Linked DNA regions of Homo sapiens: region 2 is linked to region 1. The links are chromatin loops, found by intact Hi-C in ENCODE. Cell type or tissue: pancreas. All regions are shown on one strand. Region 1 has its middle 85 kb from the start of ZNF397. Region 2 has its middle 36 kb from the start of MAPRE2.

What was found. Peaks named below come from ENCODE experiments on the same cell type or tissue, not always from the same donor. Only the 100,000 strongest peaks of a DNase experiment are listed, where the experiment ranks them.
Region 2: it touches region 1 in a loop (4-fold over the local background); 95 of 110 quality-filtered maps call a loop at or near these places.

Annotation. Positions count from the first base shown.
Region 1 is chr18:35,153,871-35,158,870 of GRCh38, reverse strand. No RefSeq gene overlaps it. Among named protein-coding and RNA genes, the nearest start is that of ZNF397, 85 kb to the left of the region's middle. RefSeq lists an enhancer at 4,860-4,959. In pancreas, no CTCF peak of the experiment used is centred here; a DNase peak (open chromatin) is centred at 2,970.
Region 2 is chr18:35,003,118-35,008,117 of GRCh38, reverse strand. It overlaps a transcript of MAPRE2 not described here. Among named protein-coding and RNA genes, the nearest start is that of MAPRE2, 36 kb to the left of the region's middle. In pancreas, a CTCF peak has its summit at 1,961 (motif pointing left); no DNase peak of the experiment used is centred here.

The DNA of each region.
Region 1 (5,000 bases):
AGCACCCAGGAAAGGGACATTTCATTCAAACAACTTTTTTGGGCATCTACTATGTGCTGGGAAGCAGCCTATAAAAAATACTTGCATTTGATTCCTATCCTCCTGCTCCCCACCCCTCCTATCCTCCGCTTCTAGGGTAGGAAAGTTCTGCCTAGCTCAGGTAACTATCCCCTGGGGGCCATGTTGTTTTTCATTGTGTAGTTTATTGGGAATCAGAATTTTTAAGTGCCAGAAGGGATGTCAAAGATTACCTAGTCTCATTCCCTCATTTTACACTTAATTTTATGAAGCTCACCAAAGTGATATGCTCAAATTATTTCACAGCTGTTACAGCATAAATGTGACTCAATTCACATTCTTTTTGCAAAATGCCTGTATAAAATAACAAAATGAAATCTATCCTTCACTGTCAACTACATTGTTCTAGTTATCTATTGCTGTGTCACAAGAAGCCACCCTAAACTTAGTGACTTGAACCAATTTATTATTCTCTTATGGTTCCATGGGATAGCGGGGCAGTTCTTGCTTGAGGTCTCTCCTGTGGTTGCTGTCAGATGGACAGATGCTCGGAGTCATCTGAAGGCCCAAGGGGGCTGGATGTCCAAGTTGGCTTCTTCCCGCACAGGGCTGGCAGGTGATGCTAGCTGTCATCTAGGTGCTCAGCTGGGCTTGGTATTGGATTGTCTTGAAGGTCCCTTCTGTTCTATCAACTTGGGAAAGTTATTCCCTTTCGAGAACCTCACTTCATGAGAATGTGTTGGGTTGCAAGGAAGCGACTCATTTAAGTTACCTCTGACTTATGTTAATTACACATAAATGTGAGCTCTATAAATCTGGTCAACTAGATTCCAGAAAATCGTATTTAAAACCTTCCTTGGTTCTTTCCTGAGTGTTTGCTTTTTCTTCTTTTTTTTTTTAGAGACAGGGTCTTGCTCTGCTTCCCAGGCTGAAGTGCAGTGGCACAATCATAGCTCACTGCAGCCTCAATCTCCTGTGCTCAAGCCATCCTCCTGCCTCAGCCTCCCAAGTAGCTAGGACTACAGGTGTGCATCACCACACCCAGCTAATTTTTACATTTTTTGTAGAAACAGGGTCTTGCTATGTTGACATTGCTGGTCTCAGACTCCTAGCCTCAAGCAATCCTCCTGCCTCAGCCTCCCAAAGTGCTGGGATTACAGGTGGGAGTCCCTGTGCCCAGGCCTCTCTTTTCTTTTGACCACTTTCACCTTTTTTCTATTTCAGAGCAACTGCTCATATATAACATCAGCATGCTGTGATCCTTCCTCGTGGCTTCGTTCCCTGTGCATCCTTTCAAGCTCTGGTATTCACTGCTAAGGTTCTCAATCCTTAGTGCAAATGAGAGGGAAGGGGAGAGCAGAGGGAGGATCTAATTGCCATCAGAGAGGCAGACCATGTGGTCACTTGAAAACCCTAATACTGACTGGCCCTGGGTTAGACGCCCACTCTGAACCACGTAACATGTGGCTGCCTAGGACTGCTCTTGCTGCAGGGCAGTGAAAGCAGTGGGCGGTGTTGAAATGTTTAGCATCAGGCTAAGAAGATTATTATTATAATATCAGTAATATCTGTACTACCTCCCTCACAGGATTGCTATTGAAGCCAAAATTAGTAGTAATAGCTAACTTTGCTTTCTTTGTCCTTTCCTTTTCCTTTTCCATTCCTTTCTTTTTCCCTTCCCTTCCCTTCCCTTCCCTTCCCCTCCCCTCCCCTCCCCTCCCCTCCCCTCCCTTCTCTTCCTTTCCCTTCCTTTCTTTTCCTTTCTTCTTTCTGACAGAGTCTCACACTGTCACCTGGGCTGGAGTGCAGTGGCACGATCTCTGCTCACTGCAACCTCTGCCTCCCAGGTTCAAGCAATTCTCCTGCCTCAGCGTACCGAGTAGCTGAGATTACAGGCGCCCACCATCATGCCCAGCTAATTTTTTGTATTTTTAGTAGAGACAGGGTTTCACCATATTGGCCAGGCTGGTCTCGATCTCCTGACCTTGTGATTCGCCCACCTCGGCCTCCCAAAATGCTGAGATTACAAGCGTGAGCCACTGTGCCCGGCCTTTTGTTTTGGAGACAGAGTCTCACACTCTCACCCAGGCTGGAGTGCAGTGGCGCAATCTCGACTCACGGCAACCTCCGCCTCCTGGGTTCGATTCTCATGCCTTAGCTTCCTGAGTAGCTGGGATTACAGGCGCATGCCACCACACCCAGCCAATTTTTGTATTATTATTTTTTTAGTAGAGATGGGGTTTCACCATGTCGGCCAGGCTGGTCTCAAACTCCTAACCTCAAATGATCCGCCCACCTTGGCCTCCCAAAGTGCTGGGATTAAGGTGTGAGCCACCACGCCTGGCCACCATTTATTAAGTATCGACTATGTGCAAGGTACTTTATACACACCATCTTCACTTATTTTTCAAAACAACTGTGCAAGGTAGGTATCATCTATATGTTCAGATGAGGAAACTGAGGCTCAGAAATTATGTGTAATTTATTTAAAAGGACACAGGTAGAAGTGGTGTAGCTGGAATTGGAATCCAGTTAGGTAATTTTCAAAGCCTGTTCTCTTTCTCCTCTAATAATTATCATCTTTGAAGCCATTTTGCAACCTGTAAAGGGTTTTATAGATATAATAAGATTTTTATTAAAATACTCTCTTTTCCCCTACAGACTTGTGTTTTGACTTAGGAAGCATACCATCTGTCAGTGGGCTTTCTCCAGGACAATTTTAAGGCTTACAGGAGTGTGGAACAGCTAATAGCTTCATATCTATAATCTACACTGAAAATTTCCCTATCAGTGAATTGCCAAGGATAATTGAAAAACCAAAACCAAACGCAAAACAGACTCACAAAAGTCAAACCCTTATGATGCTTCTGGGGAAAAGTGTGACCCGGACCCTGGCACCCCTCCTCCCACCTGCCAGGGGTGGGGTGGCCTGTGGCTTGTGGCCTGGCCGGGCTCCTCAGCCTGTAGCCTGAGAACAGCCCCTCCCCTCCATGTGCTGACTGTTGGGAAAGGAACCGGGTGTTGATCAGCAGCATTCAGTGTCTGTCCTTTAGTAGTTGCCAAGGTCACACTGCCATTCAGTATTTACTAAACTTAGGCTGCAGGGAGTAGCACTTGCAGTACCCTTCCCCTCGCCCCCATCACTGCCCTATGATTCTATAGTTTATCCTGGGATGAAGCCTGACCTCCCAGGAGCTGTTTACATGCACAGACAGCTCCAGTCCCTGGTAGATTGCTTTCGACTGAACCACATCTTGGCATTATATCATCAGGGATAGTTGGAAGCAGTCCTATTACAGTGTTACTGTATTTGCTGTGAGATGTTGTTGAGGTCAGGCTCCCTACATCATTCAATTTCTTCCTAGGAGGTAACGCCAAGAAATATCTGTGCTCCCAAGTAACTGATTTGTTTAAACAGGACCCCTCCTCCACCCACCCCCATCCGCACACACACTGCTCCTGCAAATACCAAAATCCACGGATGTTCAAGTCCCTAGTAAAAACTGGTATGGTATTTGCATACAACCCTCACACATTCTCCCATATACTTTAAATCATATCTAGATTACTTATAATACCTAATGCGATGTAAATGTTAAGTACAGATGCTCTCACTTATAATGAGGTTGCTTCTCAATAAACACATTTTTAAGTCAAAAATTTCATAAGTTGAAAATGCATTCAATATCCTGATAAACTCATCATAAAGACCAAAAATTGTAAGTTTAACCATTGTATATCAGGGACTATATGTAGTTCTAATATTGTATTTTTTAAAAATTTGTATTATTTTCTATTTATTTAAAAATATTTTTGATACATGGTTGATCTGTAGATGTAGACCCTTCAGATACAGAGGGCTGGTTGTACTTTCCTCTCTGTTGGCTACTAGGAAGCACAGAGGTCATTTTTTCTCCTTTAGTCCTAGTAAAGTCTAGAAGACCTCAGGGCATGTGTAAGGCTCCTAACTTTACCTCTGGCTTTGTCTTTTCCCTCCTGCCTTACTTTCCCTTCATGCTGATTTCCTCATTTATATGTAATATACTGCCTTAAAAATATGCAGACAGCTTTAGTTTATTTTTTTGGATTAAGGCAAGACCTAACTTAATGGATTCAGAATACCCCTCTCTATAGAGCTCCATTAGAATAACTTAAAGATCGTTAGATGAGGCTGGGCATGATGGCTCACGCCTAATCCCAGCACTTCAGCCAGCCTGGCCAACATGGTGAAACCCTGCCTCTACTAAAACATACAAAAAATTAGCTGGGTGTGGTGGCATGCACCTGTAGTCCCAGCTACTCAGGAGGCTAAGGCAGGAGAATCACTTGAACCTGGGAGTTGGAGGTTGCAGTGGGCCCAAATTGCACCCCTGCACTCCAGCCTGGGCGACAGAGCAAGAAAAAAAAAAAGGATAATGATATGATATTTTAGGAGTAAAGTTACTTTTGACTCCTGTGCTTCGCCCATAGTTGGTGCTCAGCCTTTAAAAACACTGAAATTGGAAGACAAAACAAAAACATGCCCTATCCCCAACCCTCTGCTTTTTTTAGCTTAAACATTTAATTGGGGTCTTTCTTAGGTAGTGTTAGCCTCTTTCTTGGCTACATATTTTAAATTTAAAGGGAGCCTCTGTTTGGTAATGATCACTTCCTGTTTCTTCTTGAGGAGGCAGTCAACGCTTCAATATACCCATCTTTTTCAGTAAAGAAATGTGATCATGAATGAAACCCTTCCTGTGAAGCAGCAGTCGATTCCCTTTGTGGTTTCCGGGGTTTGGGTTCTCCAGAGGAGCAAGATGAATGGGTGAAATGACCACAGACCTCCATACGATGGATGAAGCCTGGAGTAGAGTGCTGCTCTTGTCCTGCGTGTGGCCTCTGTGGAGTCCCCTTCGCAGGCCCTCTGCCTCATCCACCCTTGGTCAGCCTTCAGCTTCCCATCCAGAGCCTGGGGTCTCCTCTTGCCCATCATAGAAAGCAAG
Region 2 (5,000 bases), 150 kb after region 1:
AGAAGTGACACCCAGTAAAGGAATCTCAGGAACCACTTAATAGCAGATAGGATTACTCATTCAAGGAAATGATCAATACAGCTTTCCCTAGGGGATTGGTTTCAGAACCTTCCTTCCCCCACAAGAATCCATTCATGCTCAAGTCCCCCAGTTGGCCCACTGAATCCAGCAATATGAAAAGCTGGCTGCCTTTGGCTTCATATACCGATGAATACTGTATTTTCAGTTTACTTTTGGTTGCGGATCTGGAATCCACGGATATGGAAGTTTGACTGCATTTATTGAAAAAAAAAAATCACTTATAAGTAAGCCCGTGCAGTTCAAACCCATGTTGTTCAAGGGTCAACTGTACTAGTTCCTGAAAGGGTTAAATAAAGGAGGGTGCAACCCAGAAGGGATATAGAGAGAAGGGAGAGGGACTAATGATGGTTCTCTCTTTGGTTCTCTGCCATCTCCTACCAACTTAACCCATCTCTGTTATCTATCATGGATGCGCAAATGATGGCCTGCAGGCCAAGTATAGTCCATTGCCTGTTTTTGTAAATAGCTTTACTGAACACAGCCAAGGCCATCTCTTTATGTGTTATCTTTGTCTGTTTTCACACTACAATGAGTTGAACAGTTTAGACTGAGACTTGTATGACCAGCAAGGCAAAAAATATTTACAATTTGGCTCTTTAAAAACACATTTGTCCCATACCCCCATATATAAGGAGATTTAGAAAGCAACACCCTATTTAGATAGTGGGCCACCTTTTCCTGTTACTTTTTCTTCACCAGCCTGGAAGATAGGATGATCATATAATTTATCATCCAAAATGAAACGTTTTGAGGGTGAAAGGCAGTGCTAACTAGACTATTTTCCAGGAACACAGACTTGAACCAGGATTGCCTCATACAGACCCGACATATGGACCACCTACTATAAGGGCTAGCAGTACAAGATCAGTTTTCAAAGGGCACTTATGATCCGCAGCTATAGACACAGAAAGCTTAGGTGGTTTCTCTTCCTGGTTCTTCCTATTTCTAATGCCCTCAGGTACCTTTCCACTGAGCCCTGTCCCAACTCTGTCCTAGAGCCTGCTCTGGCCCCTGAATATTCCAGCTGTTGGAACATCATGCAGGGTACCATATCTCCACTTTGTTTGCTTGTTTTAGATGGAGTCTTGCTCTGTCACCCAAGCTGGAGTGCAGTGGCACGATCTTGGCTCACTGCAACCTCTGCCTCCTGGGTTCAAGTGATTCTTGTGCCTCAGCCACCCGAGTAGCTGGTATTACAGGTATGCACCACAATGCCCAGCTAGTTTTTATATTTTTAGTAGAGACAGGGTTTTGCCATGTTGGCCAGAGTGGTCTTTAACTCCTAACCTCTGGTAATGTGCTCACCTCAGCCTACAAAAGTGCTCCATATTTCCACTTTCACTAGAGCAACAGGAGAAAACATCTATTCTTCCACACTAAATAAACTAATTGTTCCAAGTCAATACAGTGAATTTTATACCTGCAAATTTTAATATCAAGACAACTTCTTAAAATGCTATTAAGTGGAAGAATTTCAGTTTCTCTTCTCAAATATTTAAAAAGTGACCACCAGTCATAGCATTTATTACAATGAGGCCCCAAAACAAATATGGTATATTATTCATGATTTGAGCTTTTAATAGTCACCATTACTGTTTAGAGAATTACTATTCAAGAATGAGGTTTCTAATTTTATCATTCCAGAATTTTTTTTTGAAAGAAGAAAACACATACGTCCCCACACACTTTTTTTTTAAGTAAAAATGTTTGATGCTGTGGAGAAATAGGAGTAAAATAAAAGATGTTTAGAGTACCTTTGATGAAATATAGGATGTTACACCACACTTTGTGAGACTATTCTGTGTGAACAATAATAGCTTGTAGCTTGGGACCTCTCTGAATGGCTTTCCAAACATTGCCATCTGGTGGAATTTCAGTTAATTGTTCCTTTGTTCTAAGGGCTCCTGGAGGTGACTCTTGAAGACATTACTTACAGAGACTTAGAGTAATAGTTCGAAATAACTGAAGGTCAAAATGATTGCATCTCAAAGACAAATCCCAGACAGAAAAAAATGAGGCTTTCCAGGTTCGTCATCTCTGTCACAGACATGCTCGCACGCTCGCACGCTCTCACTCTGTCTCTCTTTCTGCCTCTCAAAGCCAACAGAGTGGCTTTCTTGATTCTTAACAATATCAAATAAAAATCATTTATTTATAAATAGCGATGTCATGAGTTCATTTTGACCATATCTTGATATTCTACCCTCCCCACCTATCATAAGATTTTTCAAAATTAAACTTTAATTAATTGGCTTGACCATTTTTGGAGGAATTACTAATAGCAATTAATTAGCCCTTCGTACACTTGGGAAATGGAATTTGATTTGAAAAATAGTGTTTTAAAAGAGCATATTTACTCAAATATCGGCTTTAATTGTGTACTGGAATTTTGAAAATAAATTTGTTACAATGACAATATTACTACTCACTTTAAATTAATTTTTAAGCAAGGAGTCATGCAACGTAATTTATATAAACCTTACCTTGAGCATCCAGGCTTTCTCCCTGGCTGTTGAAATGAACTGTTCCTCTGGGAAACAGGACACTGGGATAGTAAAAATGGAAGAAAAAAAGAGTGCAAGCATTTAATATGATGAAAATATGGAAGCAAAGAGTTATAATTTAGTTTAGTGGGTGTGGCCAGCAATGGAAAAAATTAAAGAAAAAATACACGCCAAATATCCAAAAGTCAATCAATCTTACCATATGAAAGTGATTAAGTCAGCCAGACAATAGAATTATACTCTCAATATATATTATTAGATCAATTCTTATATTGATTAATAGTTGATAAAAATTTAGTATAATGTCAGTCCTATGAAAATATTTTTTCTTTTGTTTTTCCCCTGCCCTGATAGTCTGATGTGACGGGAATCATGTCGGCGGATAACCCCAAGGAGCAGTGCCTCTAGTGGGGTATCAAATACCAACATCAATTAAAGTACTGAATTCCCCAAACTTAGGTTTAACCAGGTTTTATATTTAGTATCAACACAGGCTTTTTCTAGTCAAAAAGATTTTTAATTTCAACAGGATAAGCATTATAAACGACTTTAAAATGTACATACCAATAAGCAGTAATTTAGTAATTTACTTTCTTTTCTTTTTTTTTTTTTTTGGAGATGGAGTCTCGCTCTGTCGCCCAGGCTGGAGTGCAGTGGCGCGATCTCGGCTCACTGCAGGCTCTGCCTCCTGGGCTCACGCCATTCTCCTTCCTCAGCCTCCCGAGTAGCTGGGACTACAGGCGCCCGCCACCATGCCCGGCTAATTTTTCTGTATTTTTAGTAGAGACGGTGTTTCACCGTGTTAGCCAGGGTGGTCTCGATCTCCTGACCTCGCGATCCGCCTGCCTTGGCTTCCCAAAGTGCTGGGATTACAGGCGTAAGCCACCGTGCACAGCCAATTGACTTTCTTTATATGAATTACCTATTTATTTTCAAAATATGCTTTGACTAAATGAGGCAGTAAGACAGTAAACTGATGAGGGACAAATCCAATTCTGGAGGCTAAGAAATGGAGGAGTCTGAGTTTGCTTTGAGAATCAAGTGTTTGGGGGATGAACGGTTACGGAGGAGGTTGCTATGTTTCAACTGGATGCTGCTATGAATGACCTGACTTGCATATACATATGAGCCTTAACTCTCTTCCCCACTTTCCACCTAAGCCCTACATTGCTCTTCTGTGTTTTCTATGACCATTTCAGAAATGACTTGGTGTTTATTTAGCTTAAAATCATTGTGTAAAAATAAAATATTTGTGATAGATCCAACATGATGTGATTATTCCGAGACACAGGTCTGGAGATGTTGCTGGTAGAATTATTATTTTTTTTAATTAAAAGGGAGGAGGTGGCATTTTATAGTTTTTCTCTAAGGGAAAAAGGAGATGTTTAGTTAAAAAAAGGTGAAAAACAAAATGGCAAGAGTCAAGAGAATAAAAGTAAAGGTGACAACTGAATTGTTATACTACTCAGTGAAGGATCTCAAAAATAATTAATAAACTTGGGCTTGTTTAAAAATCAGAAAACTTAACATGAATGGTGTACATAGTGTCAATAACTAAATTAAGATATATTGACTACAATCTAAGTTTTTTCCTTCAGATACAATAAGTTGAATTTCCTTACATATTTTGCAGCAGAATTTAATTTTACGAATACGTTATATCTTTCTACAACTGAATGATAGTTGATAAACCTAAATTCAGATTTTAACAATATTGGTTCCCATCCATGTCAGTTTCTATTCTTAAGTCCTTCAATTTTCCAGAAAGTTCAACTGAATCAGAATGAAATTTTCATTTATCTACTTTATTTAATAGTACCCAGTAGCTGTGCAAGCCACTGGCCACCAAGCTACGAAGCAGGAACATAAGGTTTCTAGTTTATCTATAAAGCAGATAATTAGCCCTTAGAAAATTCAGAATTGTCTGTATACAATTGGCCTTTTTCTATTTTCTGACAACGGTCCATTGCTAGGTTTTCCAGCAGCCGCAATGGATCAGTTTGGAGAAGAATGACATTATTTATTGAACACCTTATGCACCAGTCATTTCACATATTTTATCTAATTTAATCCTCAAAACTATCTTATTATAAATGAAGAAACAGAGGCTCAGAGTAGTGGGGCAATTTGCCCAATATCATGCAGCTAGAAAGGGATAGATTTTAATTGAGTCTGGCAGACCAGTATCTATCTCCTTTCTCTTTCATCTGTATGTCCACACTAAAATACCTTAATAGCAGTCATTTGACATAGATTCGAAATACCTGGAGAGCTTTCACTCCATCATCATAAGTTCAGGACCTAGCATGTGGTAGGTGCTCAAGAAGTCCCAGCCTTGCAAGGATAGAAGTCTAGCCTTCCCATGCAGCCTTTGCTTGTGGGGATAGGAGTGAGGCAAAGCTTGCTCCTGCTGTG